Regions from separate parts of the Homo sapiens genome. Here regions 1 and 3 are each linked to region 2. The links are chromatin loops, found by intact Hi-C in ENCODE. Cell type or tissue: dorsolateral prefrontal cortex. All regions are shown on one strand.

Region 1 (8,000 bases), 1.4 Mb after region 2:
TTTGTCTGTTGATGGACATTTGGGTTGTTTCCACACATTACTATTATGAATAATGCTAGTAGAAACATTTTTGCAGAAGTTTCTATGTGGACATACATTTTCATTTTTCTTGGGTATATACCTAGAAATGGAATTTGTAGGACATAGGACTAGAAATGGCATTTTTACTTCTAAAAGTTTAGACACTGCAGTCTCTTAATATGTATCTCCAAATGCTCTTCGAAAGTGTTTTGAATTGAGTTTTAATTCTGATTGAAGACCTTGTTGCTGTTCGTGGTCAGTTGGTTCTCGAGAAGCAATGATGTCACAAAGTAAAACCCTAGGATATTGCTGTACAAGGGAAACAAAATATGAGTCATACATGTAATTTGAAATTTTCTAATAGCCTCGTTTTTAAAAGTAACAAGAAACAGGTAAATTAATTTTAATAATATGTCTTATTGAACCCAACGTATCCAAAATGTTATCTTTACAACCTGCAATTAATATAATACTTTGTTTGTTTGTTTTGAGACAGATATTCGCTTTTGTTGCCCAGGCTAGAGTGCAGTGGCGCGATCTTGGCTCACTGCAACCTCTGCCTCCCGGTTCAAGCGATTCTCCTGCCTCAGCCTCCCAAGTGGCTGGGATTACAGGCGTGTGCTACCACGTCCAGCTAATTTTTGTATTTTTAGTAGATATGGGGTTTCACCATGTTGGCCAGGCTGGTCTTGAATTCCTGACCTCAGGTAATCCACCGGCCTTGGCCTCCCAAAGTGCTGGGATTAGAGGAGTGAGCCACCATGCCCAGCCAATATAATACTTTTTAATGAACTATTTTATATTCTATTTTATTCACATTCCATTTCTGAAATCTACTATGTATTTTACACATAAGCATATCTCAATTTGAACTAATCACATTTCAGATGCTTTATAGCCACATGTGGCTGATGGCTACTATACTGGAGAATGCAGATTTAGGAGTTTGACTATATTTTCTTTGGAAGATAGTGGAAAGTTACTTTTTAAAACATAGCCTCACAATTATTTACCCTTATGTTTCTCTATTTAATGAAAAAAAAAGCATGAACAAAATTTAGCTAACTGAAGATTCCTCCTAGATAAAGAATGGTTAAGTGCTTATTGCTTTCGTGCACTACTTTATATTTTTACCTGATGAACAACAATGTATAACGTGTCAAAAAAAAAAGTCAATTTTAAAATATCCACTCTTTTATTTGAGTTAACTTGGACAGACCCTGGAGCTATTTTTGTTTCTTGAATCTACATAATTGTGCTGATGCTAAACACTAATGATAACATTCCCCAAATTGGTGAATAATTTTCTTTACTGGGTCTTTAATGGTGAAATAAACAGGAAAGAAGAAAAGGCAAGAAATAAATTTTACTGTGCTATGCTTGGGAAAACCATGTTTTCCAATTTATTCTTCACACAACAAAACCTATTTGATCTGAGATCCCATATAATCCCAGGACACAACAATCCTTCTCTGTTGTATGGCAACTTCCTGCCATGCATAATTATTTTGCAAAAGCGTATCAGGTCAGAGATGAAGCAAAGAATGGGGGAAAGAGTCCATGGTGACCTCAGGCAGATTTTTTTACTACTACAAATCAGTTGGATAGTTATTACCACCTGGCGCTGCTAATGAGTCTAGTCGGGAAAACAAAGCTGCTAAGCATTCCACAGCAGACTGCACTGCAGTCCAGGACTGGGGGAGTCTTTTGGGGTCTGCTGAGCATCTGAAAATACATTTTAAGGTGTTCTGGTTATTAAAGAAATCAAACTTCTTAGTTTCTTATTTTTAAAAGAAATACGTTGCTAAAAAGCATTATCTGTTGTTGATTCTTTTGTACTTCTGTAAACTATTTTTCTGTATTCATAAAATAATTCTAAAACCTTAAGTGTATCTTATGCATTAAAATTTTTTATTCATAGTATTTTCAGATGAAGTAGACCATCTCTTCCAGGAAAATGTTTCCATTACTAATTCAAATTGCCCCTAAGCAACCTAAATAAAGAGACCATATAGTGCAGTCATTCAGAACAGGAAGTCGGATGTCAAAGAGTTCTGGATTCAAATTTGAGCTCTACTACTTACCAGCCCTGTGACCTGAAGCAAGCTACTTTTCTGTGCAAGATCTCTGTACTGAAAATAGAAATAACGAGAGTTATTTTAAGAATCAAATTAGATAATGAATGTATGGTGCCTAGCAGAATGCCTGTCACTACTATTTTGTTGTGTACTTTTTGTTGTTTTATTACATCCATCTCATGAATTTCAAGCCTTAACAGCATAGAGAATAGCTGTTCTATCCAGGGAATAGAAAATCATCAAGCATCAATTATTACGTTGCTCAGCTGCTATGTTGTAGAAAAGGAAAGCACGGCTATCCCACAAGTTGTGAGAACTAGGGAAAAGAGAACTGGAGTGATGGGAAGAGGAAGCAGTAGGAAACATGAAAGTCACTTAATTACCAAGAAGATGTTTTACTAATGTATCTCACATGTTGTTAATTAATTCAGTATATACTTATTGCACACTAACTATATGCAAAACACTGTGCTAGGTGTCAGAGTGTTCTGGAGTTACAAAGATCAGACATGTTACCTGCCTTCAATAATCGTAAAGCCCAGCAGAGTGGTTGCCTTCATTATATCTGTACTACCTTGCCTCGTAGTCACTGACTTACCAGCCTTAGTCTATTGATTATGAGAAGGTATGCTGTCATTCACATTTGTTCCTCTGCACTTAGCACAATACCTTGCTCCTAATAAGTACGCAATAAATGTTTGTGGAAGTAAATTCTTATCATGAAGGAGAGAATCAATCATTGTTGGATTTCTAACTATACTATGTAAGCTCTTAGAAGGCAAAGACATGTACTTGTAAATTTCTTGATGCCAAGAGAAAGGTGTTTTTGATATTAGATTAGCAGTTATGCCAATATTAAAATACTGCATCATTTGTTCTCACTCATAGGTGGGAATTGAACAATGAGATCACTTGGACACAGGGCAGGGAACATCATACACCAGGGCCTGTCAGGGGGTGGGGGGCTGGGGGAGGGATAGCATTAGGAGAAATACCTAATGTAAATGATGAGTTGATGGGTGCAGCAAACCAACATGGCACGTGTATATCTATGTATGAAACCTTCACGTTGTGTGCAGGTACCCTAGAACTTGAAGTATATATATATATAAAAACTGCATCGTTGTTAAAATGAGAGTTGCTATGCAATATCAAAGTGCACTTATTGCAGTCTCCATTTTCAATAGGCCTTTTTAGTCACAGGTGCATAAAATATGCATTGTATTGCACTGTGGTATCTACTTAAAGGAAATAAAGCAATGAAAATATGCTCTCTGTAAACAGGCTCTTTCCTTGAGGTTTGGAAAACCCATTTTTTGATAAGATACTATAAAGAAGCTTTACGTTGAGTCATAAATGCTGGAACTTCATGATTTATTTTTAATTCATATTATTTTAGTTTATTTGTCTATTAAAATACATTATAAAATATGGACAATTATGTTTAAATTAGGAAAAACTGATTACACAATGTGTATGTTTTCCAATTCTCATGTGGCTTAATAGACAATTCATAATACTGTTATAGTTTATTTGATAAAATTATGGTTTGAGGAGTGTATTCTTTCTGATGTTCTATGAGGTAGATTGTGCGTTGTTATATTACTGAACTTCGTTGGCTGTGGAAGTTTGCAGCTGAGGCTTTAATGGCAGAGTGGAGGCAGGCTACTCCTCCTCTATTGAAGCTGATTATAATCGGTAGGCTGGAATGAAATTATCTACAGCCTAATCCAAGCATGATGACTTTCCATTAATCTGTGATGGGGTTTTATTTCTTTATTATGAGCTAAATGTGTAAACGCATAAGAATTAGCAAAGCCATTTTGGCACGATTTAATTCTCAGGGCTCCCTCTGCTGGTAGTGAAAGATGACAAATTTACAGAGAGCTTAAGAATGAGGGCAATACAATTATTACCACAATTTTGCCATTTATATTAGATCTAAATTTATTGTTGGACACTTATGCAATAAAACCAATGTTTTGGTTTACAGCTAGCCAGTTTTCCCCTTAAAGATTAAGTGATATTTTGTGGTTGAATTAATTAGTCTTTTCATCATGGAAAATTGAGCTATTTTGTATTTAAAATAAATATTTGCCAGAGTTATACACAGTAATTTATAACATCACTTATACAAATTATTACCAACAGCTTACATAAATAAAAATGGAACACTTAATAGAGACATAGTGAAGATTTAGTAGCTACCCAAACTACTTCATTCTCCCCTATAATTCCTATACAACAAATACCCCACATACCATCTGATAAAAATTACTTTCTGAGACATAATTCCCATCTCAATGTAATATATATATTACATGAAAAATTGGGGCTGGGCGAGGTGGCTCACGACTGTAATCCTAGCAGGATTTGGGAGGCCAAGGTGGGTGGATCACTTGAGGTCAGGAGTTCGAGGCCAGCCTGACCAATGTAGCAAAACCCCGTCTCTACTAAAAACACAAAAATTAGCTGGGCGTGGTGGTGGGCACCTGTAATCCCAGCTACTCAGGAGGCTGAGGCAGGAGAATCGCTTGAAACTGGGAGGTGGAGGCTGCAGTGCCACTGCATTCCAGCCTGGGCAACAAAGCAAGACTCCACCTCAAAAAAAAAAAAAAAAGAAAGAAAGAAAAGAAAAAAATTGGAAAAAATATTCAAAGTGGAATCTCTGAGACAGAGTACTCATATATATGAGTGCTCTTTTAACTTTGAAGCATACTTTCGTATTTATTATCATATTGTATCCTAACAACCCTAGAAATAGAGCAGAGACTATCAACCTAATTCGACAAATACAGAAACAGAGGTCAGAGATTTTAAGTGACTGTCCCCAAGTTATACACTAGTTAGTGGAAAAGAGTGTTTCTTCCAGCAAGGCTCAAAAGCCTCTGTCTCTTGAGAACTATTTAATAAAAAGGCATCAAGAAAATTATTTAAATAATCTAGTTTTTTATTAATGATGTTGTCTTGGATGGCTTCTTCATATTTATACTTCACAATACCCTATTCTGACCAGCTCCCAATGAATCAAAATCTTCTGAGAGCTGTAGACAAATTTCAACAAAGGGTTCTGTCAATGAATGAGAGAAGGCATGAGGGAACTGGCCAGGTAGAGTTCTAGTCAGGATCTTGAGAGACCTCCATCTAGTATTCAGCTAAAATTGTGCAAATGTAGGCATTGTCCTCTTCAGAGACTTTTTTGATCCAAAAGGGACCACTCTATCATTATCCAGTAGGTTGGTGCTTAAAAGATGGGCTATTTTCTCAAAACTCCAAGTTTCAAGATCATTCAGGAAGTGATGAGAGTTCTGTTATTGTATAGAACTATAACCTGGGTTCTAATTAGGTCAGCCTCAAGATAAAAACAAATGAATAATACAGTTCCCAAGAGTCACCCAGACCATAAGCAGATAATCTTTTGAAACCAAATCACAAACTTAGCTTTTTTCCATGCATAAGTGCACAACCTTTTAGCAAAATTTAATGACAGAGTTGAGACCAAAGATTCTGGTCTAACTAACAATCCTCAGTGAAATCAGTTTGATGGTTTCAGTTCAGTGCATATCATGAAAGCACTCTGGCACAATTGATAGGATGTTCATGAGGAGGTAATATACAGATCCGCAGATTAAATTACTTTTCACCCCAAGAGATATTTATAGGGGCGATCTATCAAGGTTACAGGGAAGAGCAGTGACATGACAGTAAGAATGTTCAACCTAAGCTTATATGCTAGAACATAAAGACACCTGCAATTTTGTCTTTGTTAACTATTACAATTGACAACTTTTCATTAAAAAATGTTTTGGTACAGAAATTAGTTCTAAAGATTTATATTTGTTTTTAACATTGAATAAAAATGTAGAAATGCATCAATTTATTTTATTATGGAAAAGATACTACCTATATTTTAATATATATATGAAATTACTGTTTCCATAGTTAAAAAGTCAATTTATTTTATTATAGAATATGTGCTACCTACATCTTAAAGAATAAAGATCAGAAATATGAAATTATTATGTTTTTACAACTATAAAACCCATTCAATGACAAAAAATTATTTTTCTGAATAGAAGCTTTGGCAAACATTTTGCCTCTATAAAACCTTCCATGAGATCTACTCAATTTCAACTGCATTTCAATGTTGGGTAATACAGGTGGATGAAATTGTCATGTTCAACTCCACAAATTCTATTCCAATAACTCTTAATTGGAATGGAATCTGGGCCACCTGACCTTTAGACTTCACATTAATAAACTGTGTTATTTTCTTGATTTTGTCAACAATTGAGAAAATAGACTTAACTATGTTTTCAAAAGCACAGTAATATTTTATTTAACTATGTCTCACATATCTGATTACTTCATTCTACAGACTGCAACAACCAAGGAACCAGAAGAAAACTAAAAAGGCATCTAAAAAATAAGAATAAATCGGGTCAAAGCTCAACCACTGTATTTGTGAGAAAGTTCCTTGGTACCTCATTTATAGTCTATTTACTCTTATTTTTATATACATTCCAACAAGCTTGGTTAACTGGAAGAAAGGTATTCTTAGAAGTGAGCATACTGGCATTAAGAACAGCATTTTATGTATACCAGATGCAAATCAAATTACCACTCAGGTCCAGAGAAAGGGAGAATTGTAAAATTGTAAAACACACATAAAAATCTACTCTTGTCTAGTCACAATATCAGAAAGCAAGATTAAAATGTATGCCTTATAATCTTTAATGCTGAATAAACTGAAGAGTCCATATTGCCTACTAACTCCACTAAGGAATATTTACTCAACCACTTGGCTCAGACCAGGCTGTCACAGATCCAGAGAGAGACCACCGAGGTTTACACTAGGAAGGGGAGAACACGTCTCTTCCTCCTTGCCTGAATGCAAATCTAGCTTCAGAGGCCCAGATGGGGCTCAGCAGAGAAAGAGAGAAGCCAGAGTTGGCAGCCAATGTAACCTGTATTCACTTATCCACAGAGGGCCACCTCTACAGGATCTCCATGGCAGGTTCTTCTGCTCTACTTGTACAGAGGCACAAGAAAGCCGTGTTCCCCACTCTTCTTGAGCAGCATTCAGCAAGGGTGGGAGTAAAGGAAGCATTCTCCTTTCGGTGTTAAAGTAGAGTCAAACAAGAGCAAGAAATGGATACTCAGGGGATACGCACTTTATATCCTCCCAAAGATATAAATCATGGTTTAAACAGAAAGCCAAATAAAACACATCCTGCTGATTGACCTTTCAATACTGAATTAAAGTCCCATTTTTCTCTCCATAAATATCTTCGTTTGATAAAGTCAGAGTGCCTTTCATACTTCCTGTGTTTCTTTGATTCTCTTCCAAAATGTTGAACCCAGCAAAAATGGAAATATTTTACAAAGACAGTATCATGAGAGAAACTTCTAATTTTGAGTGGATGTCTTTGAGAACATTTAAGAAAACACTTGAAAATCTCTAGAAATTATTTAAAGAATCTCAGAGTGATCATTTGTAACAGGGTTCTCAACCTTCTTAATCACAAGGGGACTTTTAAAAAGTTTGTAGAAAATGGAATTAAGATATAAAATTTAAAAATATAAACTTTGTTTCTCAAAAAAACTCCATCAAGGTCAAGACACTTTTGTAAGTGATGATATCAGCCATTTTAGTCCATACCTAAAGAACTGACATTTCTGAGAATTTAACCACATCAATGAAGTCTTTCTTTACACTATTAAGTGAAGGAAAATAAGTGTCCTTTAGAGACTTTTTAAGATTAGAAAACAAAAAGTAATCAGAAATAGCCAAATCATGACTGGAACATGAATATCTAATGATTTCCCCCTGAAAACTCTTGTTTGATGAGAGGAATTAGCAGGAGCATTGTCATGCTGGAGAAGGACTCTTTGGTGAAG
Region 2 (8,000 bases):
TTGGGAAAGTCACTAGGCTTCTCTGAGCCTCATATTTTCCTTACCTATACAATAGGGATTGTAACTACCTGTATGAAAATTAGTGTGAATAAAATGAAACAATGTATGGAAAAGATTTCGCATAGTGCCTGTAACCATCGTTTATTGAATAAAAGACTGTAATGCATACTGCTCTGATATGTGTGGCATACTGTCTTACCAATTGTCTATTACTTATGTACAAAGCACTGTGGTAAGTGCTATAGAGACCCCTCAAAATTTCGGATGCTCTTTTCTCAAAAGCTTTATAACCCAATTGTTAATCAAGAAGACAACATAGAAATCCGTAGAAAAAGTAAAATTGCAGTTGGATAAAACTTCTCTTGGAGTGCTGCCCACTCTCAGTAGTCAAGTCCACACCTGAGGCTGAGAGTGCTTCAGTCATTGCTTCATGGGTCACACCTGAACCAACTAGGGCACTCAATGAAATAACATCCAATATTCATCCAACAAATATTGATTGACCTACTATGTGCCAGGCACTGTGCTAGGTGATGGATATGTCAGTCTTCCAGGAGTTTGTTTTAAGAAGCACTCAGGGTCTGTTTTAAGCATTTCATATGAATTAACTCTTTAAACTTTTCAACAAAACTAGGAGGGGGGGACTAGCATCAGTCTCATTCTACAGATGAAAAAACTAATCACAGAGAGGTTATATAACTTGTCCAGGGCCACACAGTAATAGACAGCAGAACTGGATTGGAAACAAGCAAAGTGGTTCTAGGGTCTGCCCTGGTATCACCAATACCTTACTGCTTTGTAACAGCACGTTTTCTTATGAGGAGACCATTGCATGCTTCTGGTGTGGCTCCTTTACTCCTGTTTTTGAAGATCGATTCTCTAGATGAAAAGATTGAGGCTTCACTCTTTTCTTTCCTTTCATCACTGAAGACTTGAGAAGGGACTGTGAAGTCGGTGTGGACACTAGTTAGCCCTCCATTAACACAGCTGTGTGCCATCAGTTACCATATTTAAGCCAATCTCTTGGAGTTTTGAATAAGAGTTAAAAACATACTTTGATGCATTAAATGGATCTGCCTTGGGGAGGTTTACTTCATAATTGAACACAATAGATTTTTAACTTGAAAGCTACTGCAGGCTTTTAAGTATTATTTAAATTGTCCCAGACACAAATTACTCATAAAATTGAACTGTCACTTCATAGCAGAATGAAAATTAATATGTTCCTCTTGATTCCTGAACTTGAGCATAAATTCCCTTATGCAAAACACTCTGGAATTTGGAGAGCTAACATCAGAACCTTTTTCTCTGCTCCGTCTCATATCTTGTGTCTCATGTGGTAAAAGGCAAAGAAAACAAGCCGTCAGTAGTAAGCAGAATGAAGGAAGAATATTTAGTCAGGGCCTAACATCACTTTCTTTCCTAGTTCTTTAACTGTTAGAGAAATAATTTGAAAAAGAGAAAGAAAAACTGACTCATATTTGCAAATAGAAAATACCAGAAAAGGAGATAAATGGCTGCCCAAATGATCTCAGGACATAATTATTTTTAAGGTAGGACTGCAGTCCTTCGTAAGCTCTTTTCAGAATCTAGGCCATCACAGACACACAGAAGACTATTAGACCAGGTGCTAAATTTTGTCCATGGTTAGCAAACGACATACAAAAAACTAAACTGCTTCCTTGAAGTTGAAATCAAAGAGCATCATGAGCAGCCTTATGTATTTCTGAATGGGAGAGAACACACGTGTGATGGAGGCAATCCAGAGAGAGGCGCGCTTCCCAGAGGCTGTTTTAAACAGTGACAGATTACAAAATCCTAATGTGATATGTTGGAACATGAAACACACACACACACTTGCTTGTGAAAAACCCTGCTGAAATCCTTAAAAGCCAAAGTTTAGAAGAACACGTGCTATGGATACACCAACAGTAATTTCAAAATCACTCTGTTTATGAGTCCATTCCTCACCTCTTTTATCACTTTGACACACTCTTTAGGAAATAACAGAGAAAGAGAAATATGAAGCTGAAGACAGAAAATTTAATTATAAAACAAAGCCACCCACCTTGCTTTCAGGGTCAGGAGGTACAATGGCCTTCTTTTGCAGCAAGAATGAACTTAACACCCGTGTGTTAAATGATCACGTATCTATTTAAAAGAAAAGGAAATGTTTTTTAAAAGAAATGAAAGCTATATTCTCAGTCCTTCCTATAGCCAAGTCTTACCAAAAAATAAAAATAAAAGCAGTGTACTGTGGCTCTCTGGCACAAGGCAGAAAGCCGAGTCCTTAAGTCACTATTCCCCGGTTTCGCAAAACAAAATAAAACCAAAAAGCAACAGCAAAAGGTGTTTGGCAGGTGGGAAAGGGCCTTAAAACACCTTGTGCCCTCCTGGGTCCCTCCCAATGCCTTCAGTGTGGGCTGTGGAAACAACACCGCTCAACACCAAAGTCACCATCGGCAGTTTAAATGCCACAAAAGTACACTTAGAAATGAGAAGAAAGTGGGGCCGGGCGCGGTGACTGACATGGATATGTACAGCCAACCCCACTGCCACTAGAACAGTCTTAAATGCCCACACAAGGAGTATAAAAAGAAAAGCACATTTTGCAATAGAATAAATTCTTTTTTTTTTTTTTTTTTTTTTTTTTTATTGAGACCGCGGAAAGTCACATGACCCTGCATGTAGCCTTTTAGGAAAGCAACCGAAATGGTAAAGCCAGGAGCCGGGGCTGCCTGCTTCCTCCTGCAGCCTTTCAGCCCGTCCTGTCGCGCGTCCACATTCTTCTGGGCGCATCTGTGGAGCTATTAAGTGGGATAATCCCTCTGGCCTTTGATACATTTCTGGACATGATTATTTCATTACTCGCAGTATATCAGTAGGATCATAATAAAAAGGACTTCTGACAACCTGCCAAGAGTTTTGTGGCCTTGTAAACACAAAAGTGCTCTAATAAAATTTTATTAAGTGTTAAAAAGTCATAAAAAGTGAAATAACATAAACTACAAAATTTACTGTCCTCAGCAAATCCTGAAAATATCTTCCACAGTAAAATTAAATTAGCATGTAATAGACAGAGAAGCAGTGTGGAGTGGATTTAAAAGAGGATCCAGGGAAAATGACACTGTAACCCAATCAGGGTCACGGGGATTTAATTCGGATTTTCCCCCTTAAATGTGGATAAATGTGCTGATTACAGACGAGAGCTCCGGGGTTACTGGAGTCTCACACATTGTCAATACTTCGGAAGAAATAATATATTGCAGATTGTAACGAGCACGGGGAGCCAGCGAAAGGCAGGGCGTCCACTAGGGCGCGCTGAGAGACCGGGAATCCCCGCAAGGGCGCCCGCGCCGCCCGCCACCCGCCGCCGCGCGCACGCCGCGCCCTCGCCCACCTCCAAATAATATTTACAGTTAGGGTTTTTTTTTTTTTTTTTTTTTTTTTTTTTGCTCTCGCCCGTGACATTTTCTCCAAATCGGAAGAAAATCAAGTGTATGTCGAGCTTTGCCGCAGGCAGCCCTTGGTCTCCGCTTTCAGATTCGGGGTCCGGGAGCGGAGCGCCCTGCCCGCGGCGGTGCTAAACTCTGGGGCCAGGGTGTGGCCCTCAGCGAGCGCCCTGGGACTGGCCGCCCCGCCGAAGGATGCCGAGGATCGGGCAAGGCCGGCGTCCGGTCTGCGCGGGGCGCGGGTGCTCTCCGAAGGCCGCGAGCCACGGGCCTCGCTGCGGGTTCAAGTGCGTCCGGGTTTGGACGTCGCGGCTCCAGGAGTGTGCTCTCTCTCCTGCCCATCCCCTCCCCGGAGTTCAGCGCATCCGGGGCCCCGGGGACCCCTCTTCCCGGCCCTCCTGGCCGCGCTGGCCCGCCCGCATGGGGCCGAGGTTCCTGGCCGACGCGCGAGGGCGCGGGCGGGTACCGGGTTCCCGTTTTTCCCAGGCCCCGATCCCCGCCCACGCACGAGGCCCCCGGCCCACGCACGAGGCGCCCACGCCCATCGTGGAGGCTCCGCCTGGAAAAGAAGTCCGACTTCCTCTCCAAGCTGCTCCGAGGGGAATGGGGAATCGGCAGGAAATGACCCGAACTGCCAGCCTGCGCCTTTGCAGCCGGCCCTCGCTTTGCTGAAGACGAGCAGCTCCCACCAAAGTCTTGCCTCCCCTTACCCCGAAAGCCCCGCTCAGGTTTGTAAAGAGGGGTGCGAGATCTGAAAAGTATTTGTCTTCTAGGGAGAGAGATGTTGGTAAGGGGCCCAGAGAAAGACGGGTCCTTTTTAGCTCATCAACGCGCCACGTCTTGCTTTGCAGCTCCAAAATGATGCCAGCGCTGCTGTCCGAAGGGTCAATATTAATGCGTTAAGTGAAATGGGAAATAAATGGACAGTGGCACATTTCGTGGCATCATTTTTACAAGGGGATGTCGAAAGTTTTAAGCTGCATTTAAGAATTAGCCACATCTTGCCTGAAAGTTAATATTTTTTGATAAACTCGTTAATAAAGCCTAGAAGAGGTAAGTTAAAGTTAGTTACCACGTAGATCCTCCAGTCTCTTGTAGAGACTTGCGCAGGTTACTAGGATGAGGACGAGTTGTATTTTTAATTTTCTAGACTAAGTGCAAAGGCATTGAGTTTTGAGGTGGCAGGGTTAATGTTCAAGGGCAAATGGAACCGCCAAGGATCTCTTGAAAAGAATTCACTTACTATTAATACTTAAGCCTGAAATAATTATAATTAATTTACAGTGGGAATTATATGCCCATGTTTTAGACTTTTTTGTTATATTAGCTATATGAAAAGGGATGTTCTTTAGTGATTAAAAGAAAAAACCACCTGTTTATTGTCATTTGCAATTTGAAATAGCCGACAGCAGTAAGGCTAGCTACAAAAGCTAACAAGTCAACTTCAGTGTGGTTTGACATTTACTGTCAAAGCTTTGAGCTCTAAGAAAAACAGAATTTAAAATAATGTATATAAATAATAAAATTTCATTGTGACTCAATGTCCCTGCCCCTGGAGAAGGGACAGATGACACTCAGTGACTGGCTTGGAACCATTCCCCCTGCAGATGCATTTGCGGATACAGTGGGCCAGGGCTGCCTCTGAGTATGTACAGCAAGTGCTTATGGACTTACAGAAACAAATGTTTTACTATTTAGGATTTTCTCAATAGTTTACACTAAAAGTTTTGCATGTAGAAATGTGGGATAAATATTTCTTTGAAAGGAAAAGTTTCGAAAGGAAACTTTATACTTGTATTTTTTTGTGTGTTCACATTTCTAAGTTCATCTGTCTTTCAAAAAACAGATTTTCATAAATATTAAAATATTGCAAGTATTATTTTTAATTCTTTTGAGTGCCATGTTTGCTGTAAGTAGTTTTTTCTTTTAAGTAAGATTAATATAATCCTGTCTAAGGAGTTTAATAGAGAGAACAGGATTTCCAAGCCTATAAATGCAGTCTATATAAAATAGTGGGATCAAAGTTTTTTGTTAAGAAACTTGAGAATTTATACATTTTAAATGAAGATAGAAGCACGTTTTAAAAGTAGTTTTTCCACACCATTTCCCTCCCCCCAAAAGAATTCAGAAACTATATTCCATAGTCTAAAAATGGCATAATCAGATGTAAAAATTATTACCATAATATATAGTTTTCTCAAGATGGTGGATACTTTTTAATATATTATGAAGAGTTATATTCTCAGCCCACTGTGTGTTTGAGGGAATGGAAAAGACAAGATGTTTCTAAACATATTTTACTACTGAAATCCATAAGACTATTAAGCTGTGCAGGTAATTGTGTTCTAAGTGGTAGAAGTATTTTTCCAACTGCTTTTTAAACTTTGAAAAATTTATATGTATTTTAATTAGCACTTTTCTTTTAAAGGTTCCAAATATTTAGCTATATCAGCTATGTGATAAAAATTATTGGAATTTGTTCCCTACTACTTTCTGCATAAACAATTGAGAAATATTTTATACTAATCTTTTTATATACAGGGGATAAATTTGAACATGTGTCTTGTTGGTGTAATAAACAATCCAAATTCATTTCTTTCTTGAAAACTTGGCATCGATCTTCATCTTATTTTTTATGCACACAATTTGGACATGCCAGTTTGTAGGCAAGTTTTAAGACAGTGCAAGTTTTATGTGGAAGAATGTATATTAAGGAATGAATAGCTAATAGCCAAAATTAAATCAGGAGGTGTGGCATTCACTCCTTTGGATGATTATTTTAAAGATAGTTTTGCACTCAGGAAGGATTTTCTTATGCTCTGTATTTATGAATATCTAAATTATCCTGCCTTGCAACTTCAAAACTCAATAACCAAATACCAAATTTATGTATTTTCAGTGTGACTAAGGCTAGGAATATGAGAAGCAGATTGGTTTTATAAAAGAAAGCAAGCATTTACAATTGTATTTTAAAATATAATCCTAATTTCAGTTTCTGACAGAAATCTTGTGGTCAGCTCATCAGTTTTTCAGATCAGTTTCTAAATAGCATATAAAAACTACCTTTTCCACATCAGAAGTTCATATTTAGGTTTCCTTAACTGCAAAATCACTTTAAAAGAGAGTGTTTTATGTGAAGGGCCATTTCATGTGTTGGTTCCATCGATTACATATGAATGTATAAAAATCTTGTTTAAAGACCAGTAAAAGTGAGGAAATTCCAAGTCAGGCTGGCTAATTCCATTCATAATTCATCCCGAGTACCTGACTGAGGAAACTTGCAAACAGTTTATAGCTATACATACAAAATAAGTTGACGTGCTTTGTAAGCTGGAAGCAGAGTTAAGTTTGACCTCCCTGCTTGGAAGGTCTTAAATTAATAAAATTATGGAATATGGTTAAGCTTTTCAGTTTCCCAAGAATTTTCCAATATCGATGCTTTTTGGATTTTTGCATTTTGAAAATGTAAGCATGGAAGGACAACTTCTTTTGTGCTGAGATGAAGTTAGCTTTTACCCATCCATTTCCTTCCCACTTAACACATTTGTTCAGTAATTCTTCGAGTGCTGGGGGACAGAGGCCCTGCCTTGAGAAAAGCATATGCCATTTCTCTGCCCCCTTCAACCATCCCCACCCCCAGCCCTCCCTTTATTTCAAGCCAGTTGGACAAGTATTTAGCATTGACACATGTTTCAAACTGCTGCATCCACAGCCCTAGGTAGTTTTGGGGATTGGCAGGAAATCCATCTAGACTTTGCCTTCTGAGCTGGGTAAAACTACTAGGAAGTCCTATGCCTTGATATTGTGGCACTTCTAGGCTGTCTTTCCAATTTTAAGCAATCCATCAGTTGTTTTCTAAGACTGCACTGTAGACTGATGCCTTCTCTTAGTTTTGATGTTCAGAAGATTTTTTAAACATGTTCATAGATTTCTTAAACATTCTGAGTAATTGTAATTTTAAACTAGACTAATTTTAGGGTTGAAAACTGTCCCAGAGAGAGTCCTTACATAATAACTTCAATCTGATGTGAACTCGAATGACTTTTTAAAAATAAGATGTTGAAAATGTGGGTTTCTGGTGGAAAAGGCTGCCATTCACTTAGAGTGGGATCCTTAGGACCAGTTAATATCCACCAGACATGCTTCAATAAACTGGAACAAGCCTGATGTGGAATTACTGACTCCCCATTTTCCTGAATGTAGGTCATTTTGTGTCCTTACAATTTAACGTTTGAAGGGATTTCCTGTCTTTGAAGTGCAACAGTTTGTCACCTGCTTGGCTAGCTGCCTTAACAGTTGGGGCTCCTTTCCTACATTGAAAGACTTAGTGACTCCATGTTCCCGGGCTAGAGTTTCCCAGCTCACTGAATGCATGATACCTGCACCTCTGGGACTCTCCTCTACAAGTTAGTGCCTGCAGATCCCCTGTTCCAAGCTTCATTTCTCTAGGTCAAAGAGCCTAAAAGAAAAGCCCGGGCCGGGCGCGGTGGCTCACGCCTGTAATCCCAGCACTTTGGGAGGCCGAGGCGGGCGGATCACGAGGTCAGG
Region 3 (8,000 bases), 950 kb after region 2:
ACATAATTATCAGATTCACCAAAGTTGAAATGAAGGAAAAAATGTTAAGGGCAGCCAGAGAGAAAGGTCGGATTACCCTCAAAGGGAAGCCCATCAGACTAACAGTGGATCTCTCGGCAGAAACCCTACAAGCCAGAAGAGAGTGGGGGCCAATATTCAACATTCTTAAAGAAAAGAATTTTCAACCCAGAATTTCATATCCAGACAAACTAAGCTTCATAAGTGAAGGAGAAATAAAATCCTTTACAGACAAGCAAATGCTGAGAGATTTTGTCACCACCAGGCCTGCCCTAAAAGAGCTCCTGAAGGAAGCGCTAAACATGGAAAGGAACAACCGGTACCAGCCGCTGCAAAATCAAGCCAAAATGTAAAGACCATCGAGACTAGGAAGAAACTGCATCAACTAACGAGCAAAATCACCAGCTAACATCATAATGACAGGATCAAATTCACACATAACAATATTAACTTTAAATGTAAATGGACTAAACGCTCCAATTAAAAGACACAGACTGGCAAATTGGATAAAGAGTCAAGACCCATCAGTGTGCTGTATTCAGGAAACCCATCTCACGTGCAGAGACACACATAGGCTCAAAATAAAAGGATGGAGGAAGATCTACCAAGCAAATGGAAAACAAAAAAAGGCAGGGGTTGCCATCCTAGTCTCTGATAAAACAGACTTTAAACCAACAAAGATCAAAAGAGACAAAGAAGGCCATTACATAATGGTAAAGGGATCAATTCAACAAGAAGAGCTAACTATCCTAAATATATATGCACCCAATACAGGAGCACCCAGATTCATAAAGCAAGTCCTGAGTGACCTACAAAGAGACTTAGACTCCCACACATTAATAATGGGAGACTTTAACACCCCACTGTCAACATTAGACAGATCAACGAGACAGAAAGTCAACAAGGATACCCAGGAATTGAACTCAGCTCTGCACCAAGCAGACCTAATAGACATCTACAGAACTCTCCACCCCAGATCAACAGAATATACATTTTTTTCAGCACCGCACCACACCTATTCCAAAATTGACCACATACTTGGAAGTAAAGCTCTCCTCAGCAAATGTAAAAGAACAGAGATTATAACAAACTATCTCTCAGACCACAGTGCAATCAAACTAGAACTCAGGATTAAGAATCTCACTCAAAACCGCTCAACTACATGGAAACTGAACATCCTGCTCCTGAATGACTACTGGGTACATAACGAAATGAAGGCAGAAATAAAGATGTTCTTTGAAACCAATGAGAACAAAGACACAACATACCAGAATCTCTGGGACGCATTCAAAGCAGTGTGTAGAGGGAAATTTATAGCACTAAATGCCCACAAGAGAAAGCAGGAAAGATCCAAAATTGACACCCTAACATCACAATTAAAAGAACTAGAAAAGCAAGAGCAAACACATTCAAAAGCTAGCAGAAGGCAAGAAATAACTAAAATCAGAGCAGAACTGAAGGAAACAGAGACACAAAAAACCCTTCAAAAAATTAATGAATCCAGGAGCTGGTTTTTTGAAAGGATCAACAAAATTGATAGACCACTAGCAAGACTAATAAAGAAAAAAAGAGAGAAGAATCAAATAGACACAATAAAAAATGATAAAGGGGATATCACCACCGATCCCACAGAAATACAAACTACCATCAGAGAATACTACAAACACCTCTACGCAAATAAACTAGAAAACCTAGAAGAAATGGATAAATTCCTCGACACATACACTCTCCCAAGACTAAACCAGGAAGAAGTTGAATCTCTGAATAGACCAATAACAGGATCTGAAATTGTGGCAATAATCAATAGCTTACCAACCAAAAAGAGTCCAGGACCAGATGGATTCACAGCCGAATTCTACCAGAGGTACAAGGAGGAACTGGTACCATTCCTTCTGAAACTATTCCAATTAATAGAAAAAGAGGGAATCCTCCCTAACTCATTTTATGAAGCCAGCATCATCCTGATACCAAAGCCGGGCAGAGACACAACCAAAAAAGAGAATTTTCGACCAATATCCTTGATGAACATTGATGCAAAAATCCTCAATAAAATACTGGCAAAACGAATCCAGCAGCACATCAAAAAGCTTATCCACCATGATCAAGTGGGCTTCATCCCTGGGATGCAAGGCTGGTTCAATATACGCAAATCAATAAATGTAATCCAGCATATAAACAGAGCCAAAGACAAAAACCACATGATTATCTCAATAGATGCAGAAAAAGCCTTTGAAAATAATAATAATAATAATAATAACAATATTGAAACACATATAACTCTATAAAGTAGGCTCTGTTTTTTTCTGATTTCAGATGAGGAAACTACAGCATGGGCAGGTAAATATGTTGATCAAGTTGACTTAGCTTTTAGGCCAATACTACTTAAATAGTTTGCTCTTTCTGTAGCATGAACTTAGATTTTTAGAAACAATTGTGGCCAGTAACACAATGGAAAGGCATCATCTACATTCCAAATCGACCAGACTAGAATTGTGTCCTGCTGTGTTGTGTTAGTGGTGCCATGTCAGTTCCCAATGATAGTGATTAACAGTAACATTTGGAGAAAGGACAGCAGTGGAGAGTGAGAATGTAGCTTTATCATTGTGAAGAGCTGAGACAGTAGCAAAAAGTTTCAGGATAGACTATCTGAGAAATGAGTGGGACTTGGATTTTGGCCACTCATTGATTCGTCCAGAAAATATTTAATGAACATTTACTGTGTGCCTGGCATGCTGTTCTCAACCGTGAGGACCATGGTGAGCACAACAGATGAAGCCCTTCCTGTAATGTAGATAACATGGCCTCCAAAGGTACTTCACACTAATAATTTTTACTTCCATTGTCTGAAAATTTAGTTGTTCACAATCCTCTGCTTTTGAGGATGTTCTTTCTGTGTTTCAGTTACTTCTCTAGGATTTTCTTCCTATAAACTAGTTTATCTTCTGATGCACAGAAAGGGACTATATTCGTGTGGTCTGTAAGATCAGGGGAGGAAATAGCTCTTGCAGGTTATTTAAAACGTGCATGAAGATATGCAGGCACGGCTTACACAGCCCTGGGCTTCAGCCCAAGAATGTGCTGATCATGTCCACAACTACAACTGCATAAAGACCCACATTAAAACAGTAATAACAGAGAAATGAAGGGGAAAAAAGTCACAGAGACAAAGCAGAAATGGTTCTTGAATTAAATCACTTTTATCTGAGCTCATTCGCTTAAGGATGCAATCAGCTCACTATTTCAGCAGCTTGGGACCTTAGAAATGTATTTCAAGATTAATTATAAAATGAATTCTTTAAAATGGAAAAATACACTACTTTCCTATTACTCTTAACAAGAGTCTAAGGTTAATGAAGCTTTGAGGCAGTTTAGTGGTTTGACTGCCACCTACTGTTCATTTTTTGCCATAACTCACATGTAGCTTGGGCAAGAGGTAAGAAAAATGCCTTGGGCAAACCATTTTGTAAAAAAGTATTTTAACATATGTGCTGTAATGTAACTATTTAAACATTTTAAGGGATTGAGAGAATGTGATTGATTCCATTTCAAATTACTGTATTTGTCATAGTAGTTTATGAGAGCCCAGTGGTTAAAAATGCAAATTATAAGGCATTCTAATATATATATACACACACATATATATATACACACATATATACATGTGTATATATATGCATGTATATATATGTATGCACAGGGCATTTCATTTAGTCCTGACAAAGCATTATACTTGAAATTTATAAAAATATGCCACAAACACAAATGCATCAACCTGAAAATATCATCTCATGAAGCTGGCATCTGATCTTTAAAACGGAAAAGAGATCTCCATCATCACACTTTTATGCTTACATGGCTTGTGAAGACTTCAAGAATATAAGCACTTATTCTGTCAAAATAAGGAGATCAAGTACTAGCCATCTCCAGCTAATTCAGAATGCCCCAGACTTTTGATAGAAATCTGTTCAGTTAACACTGCAGCAGTCATGATATTCTGTTAAATGCTTAAAGTTCAGAAGGCAGAATGGTTGTGCATTTTTTTCTCTCTATTATCTAAATTTCTTAATTCAGAGTAATAACTCATTTTCCGGATGTGACAATGCTATTTACTGTTTAAATATAGAATCTTGGTGGAAACTTTATAAACATGTCATTCCTAAGGCACATTTTAAAAAATGTCTACATGAGTCTATGTGAGTTATTTTATTTTTAAAATTGTACCTTTTCAAGCCTTTGTACTAAATTATGCATATAAAAAATTGCAAACTGTTTATGTGTTATTACTGATGTATTGTATATCTTTATATGCTTTTGTATTTACAAATATATTTGTAGATTGTTTCATTCATACTAAAATCTGCTTATATTTATTATATTTTTTAAAGCACAAAGAAAAAGTCACCTAGAATATTTTGGCATTGTTAAAATGTGCCTCCTGCTAAAACTATGTTGCAGTTTTCAGTATGAAATGGTGTCAATAAATTTCAACATTCTAGAATATCTTCAATTAACATTTCTTTTCTCTGCTAGGGACAGTTATAGAATAGTGGTAGCTTCATTTGTTAAGACAATCTTGATGAAAGAAAACATCAATATCCTCGTTCATTTTTTGCCATAATAGTATTTTTTTTCTGATGTATAAAATAGCCATCTTGGATTTCAGAATCACTGTTATTAGGCCTTTCTCTCTCTATATATAGTTTTCAGATAAATGCACATTGTTTAAAAATGTGTCCTTAGTGATGCCAATAATATAGATACAAAATGAAAGCTTTTCATGTGGATTTATTTACAGTGATGCTGATAAAATTTATAAAAATGATATAAGATGATATTAAGCAACATGAGCAAATTTGATCAAATATTCATTCTATAGCTTCCCCCTAAGTGATTCCATCCAATAACAATGACACTAATCCAAAGCCAAAGAAAAATAGTTTTACCTAAAATGTTGGCAAAGGAGCTGGAACAAATAGAATTAAGCTGACCTTTTAATAAATGTCTGTTTATTGATTTAAATTCACTTTTTTCTTTTTCTGAGCAATGCTGACGAGGCCTGTTAGAATACAAGCATGTATAATAACTTGGACACAACCATTTTTACTTCTTTTGTGTGTCATTACTGAAAGATTGAAGCAAGCTTCACCTAAGTGTAGTGATGCAAAAATAATAGTATCCCAGTCTGGCTGCGCAAGAGTGGAGGCAAACAAGAGCTTCATATTAAAGTGCCTTCTAGGTAGCTGACATGACGCATCTAGTCAGACGTAAATAATGACAGACGGAAACTATCATGAGGTCTGTGAAGCATCAACATACTGCTATCATTTTCTCTCTAACCTTGCCTTGCTAGCAGCTCTCAGCCTTACAGGCTGAGAGATCATTTAAAAAGCAAATCCTAATGACTCTGCCCACTGTAACAACAGTCAGCAAGATTGGCATCAATTTAGCTCAGTTTAGAAACTCAGAATAACAGCCATTGTTGACTTGCAACACCCTAAACTCCAGTTTTTCTCCACAAATCAACCCCGTCCCCAGTGCTACCCCTTCCCCATGGCTATTTCCATGCCTTGGAAAAAGATTCTCCTCGCTGGTAGGAAAATGGTTCATCTCAGTTACTCACTTGGCACTCCATATGTAATTTCTTAGGCTGCACTTATTTTTCTGGATGAGCCCATTTGGTACAAAATGCTTTAAACTTTCCCTCCCTCTTTTCATGCGACACACATTATTTTGTGTATATTATGTATGCACAGGGTAACAGTGGGTAAATAATATCCCAGTGTCCCTGTAGCTTAAGCCTAACATGGTTATGGTTCAGATAAACACGTCTGTACATAGCTGCCATAATCAATGTGGAATGGCAGAACAATTTTGCAGATGCAGTCCCAGGAAGAAAAAAAAAGAAAGCTGTCTTGTCCAGATTCAATAGAATCTATTCACCAAGAAAACCCGCGATAAAGCAGTTGCACGTTTTATTTGTTAAAACAGTGATGACTTTGCAAGCCGGAGGGAACTGAAGCTGATGTACAATAGGATAATAGCATTATCACTTTGCAAATCAGCATGTGGCTTTGCTTGGGTGCCAGCAGAAGGGCACGGGGGTTCTAAGAGCTCTAGCTGGCGAGTTGGAAAGGCAAGATCAAACTGCCTGGTTGTGAGTGAAAATGTATGAGGATAAATTGCCATGAGTCTCCTTCTGCTTGGTTAAAAACAGATTGCATATGTGTGTTTTCACTGAGGTGAATGGTTGGGCTTGGGTTTGTGTGTGAGTATGTGTGTGTCAGGGGCGGGGTGGTTAGGAAGCAGAATAATGGGGAGGCTCACAATAGCCCATCTTAATGGAGAGCTATTGATCTCGTTTCATAACACTTTAATCTCCACCTAAACATCTTACTTACCTTGTGTAAAAGAGATGCCAAGTTGAAATAAATATAAACACACAATATTTTAAGTACTTTTGAATTTTGCATGGTAATAAATATTAACGCAGTTTGTGACTCCCAAAGAAAATAGAAGGCACTTAATTCTGTTGTTGAAATCAGGTACTGTGCAGGTTGATTTCCCGAGGTGAAAATGAAAAATGCACTATTTGGACTAAAATTTAGATTTAATAAATAACTAATTTAGGATCTTGTTCTACATGCAAGGATATAATCACAAGGCATTTGTTTTTAAAAGGTTTCATTTATTCTTGTGAGCTTAATTATTGCAAGGAAACTGTGAGCAATTTGTTTTTTACCAGTGTCTGATTTCTGAGAATGGTTATTAAATATTAAATGGATGCATAATTCAGGCAATTAAGAAAGTAATCACACAAAGTAATGTAATGGAAGTTAATTATTACTGCATAAGCAAATAGTTCATTAATGCTAGTAGTTGCTATGGCTGCATTCTTAATACATGCAGAACTGAAGCATGAATCCTCTGTGTATTCAAGGAGCTGGTAGGAAGTGTGATGCTACACAGAGAGAGTGCCACTAATGAAAAACAGAAGCAAATAAGGCCATATTGACCCCTGACTTGTCTAAATAAGGTGGGATCATCATTACTTCAGAGAGTTTTATCGAAACCACGATTGCACTAGCTGCTTATAATTTTTTTGGTTGGTAACACAAACCACGACTTAAGCCAGGAGAAGCCAGGAGGAATTCAGCTTGTTAAAACAAAAATCATCAATTGTACCTCCTCTGTTTTGTTTTGTTGTTTAAAACCAACCTTTTTGTTAAATAGCTTAAGTCATCATTTGTAACTTAAAAGGACTCCATAGATCTTTTTATATATATAAAAGCATTCGAGCTGGTAACATATCTTATTTTGTCCTGCTGTTCAACCCCAAGTGAACATTTTGACATGTCTTTGCTAACACTACCTCTCTAAAGCACTATGCTTTATAAAGTTTATTTTATATTAATTCAACACATACGGGTTCCGGTGCTTTCCAGACCTGGTGCTGCTGTGAGGCGTCAAGGTGGCCAGAGCAGGCCAGGCAAGGCAGAAAGGGAGGAGATGGAGCAGTGGTGAGGATTCAGCCCAGAGCCTCCAGGGCTGCGCCAGGCCCTCCTCCAGAGGAGATCAACCCGTTTACAGGTTTAATTTTTAACGACCCAAAACTACCCAGGGCTCATGCTTTCCTGCAGCATTGCCATTGCCTGACCCGTCTGATAATAGAATTTCAAAAGAAAGATAACACCATTAGGCCAGGCGCTTTTCTACCATCCTAATGCAGGCATTAGTTCACCACACTCCTGAGTTATTTGCTTGCCTACTTGCAATGCCATTATGAAGCTCTGCCAGCCACCTCCCAGGCTTGGTGCTGTGCTAGGTGGGACATGGTGGAAGTCAAGAGACATTGGTCTCATCAAGGGGATGCTTCAATCATTTAAAGAGAGTCCAGCACTTGGCTAGCTACTGAGGGAAGTAGAAAAGATGTCCAGGACATACTCCATCTCTGCTCTAAGAAAGGAGCTTATGGGACAGTGGTT

The links. Peaks named below come from ENCODE experiments on the same cell type or tissue, not always from the same donor. Only the 100,000 strongest peaks of a DNase experiment are listed, where the experiment ranks them.
Region 1: a loop joins it to region 2, with 12 times the contacts of the local background. A loop is called at or near these places in 3 of 110 quality-filtered maps.
Region 3: it touches region 2 in a loop (5-fold over the local background); 6 of 110 quality-filtered maps call a loop at or near these places.

What each region holds. Positions count from the first base shown.
Region 1 is chr2:175,247,591-175,255,590 of GRCh38, reverse strand. No RefSeq gene overlaps it. Among named protein-coding and RNA genes, the nearest start is that of ATP5MC3, 70 kb to the right of the region's middle. In dorsolateral prefrontal cortex, CTCF peaks have their summits at 3,757 and 3,963 (motif pointing left); no DNase peak of the experiment used is centred here; H3K27me3 peaks cover 3,384 bases.
Region 2 is chr2:176,633,642-176,641,641 of GRCh38, reverse strand. It overlaps LINC01116 (long intergenic non-protein coding RNA 1116), which reads left to right and starts at 4,033. Exons shown (of 5, transcript NR_188023.1): 1 at 4,033-4,180. It overlaps LINC01117 (long intergenic non-protein coding RNA 1117), which reads right to left and starts at 3,888. Exons shown (of 4, transcript NR_110599.1): 1 at 3,634-3,888; 2 at 2,069-2,151. RefSeq lists an enhancer at 2,699-3,213 and a silencer at 3,374-3,423. In dorsolateral prefrontal cortex, CTCF peaks have their summits at 3,106 and 3,305 (motif pointing right); a DNase peak (open chromatin) is centred at 3,321; H3K4me3 peaks cover 1,169 bases; H3K27ac peaks cover 461 bases; H3K27me3 peaks cover 7,753 bases.
Region 3 is chr2:175,685,717-175,693,716 of GRCh38, reverse strand. All of the region lies in intron 3 of LOC107985962 (a long non-coding RNA gene), which reads left to right. Among named protein-coding and RNA genes, the nearest start is that of LNPK, 310 kb to the left of the region's middle. In dorsolateral prefrontal cortex, CTCF peaks have their summits at 3,162 and 3,397 (motif pointing left); no DNase peak of the experiment used is centred here; H3K27me3 peaks cover 2,746 bases.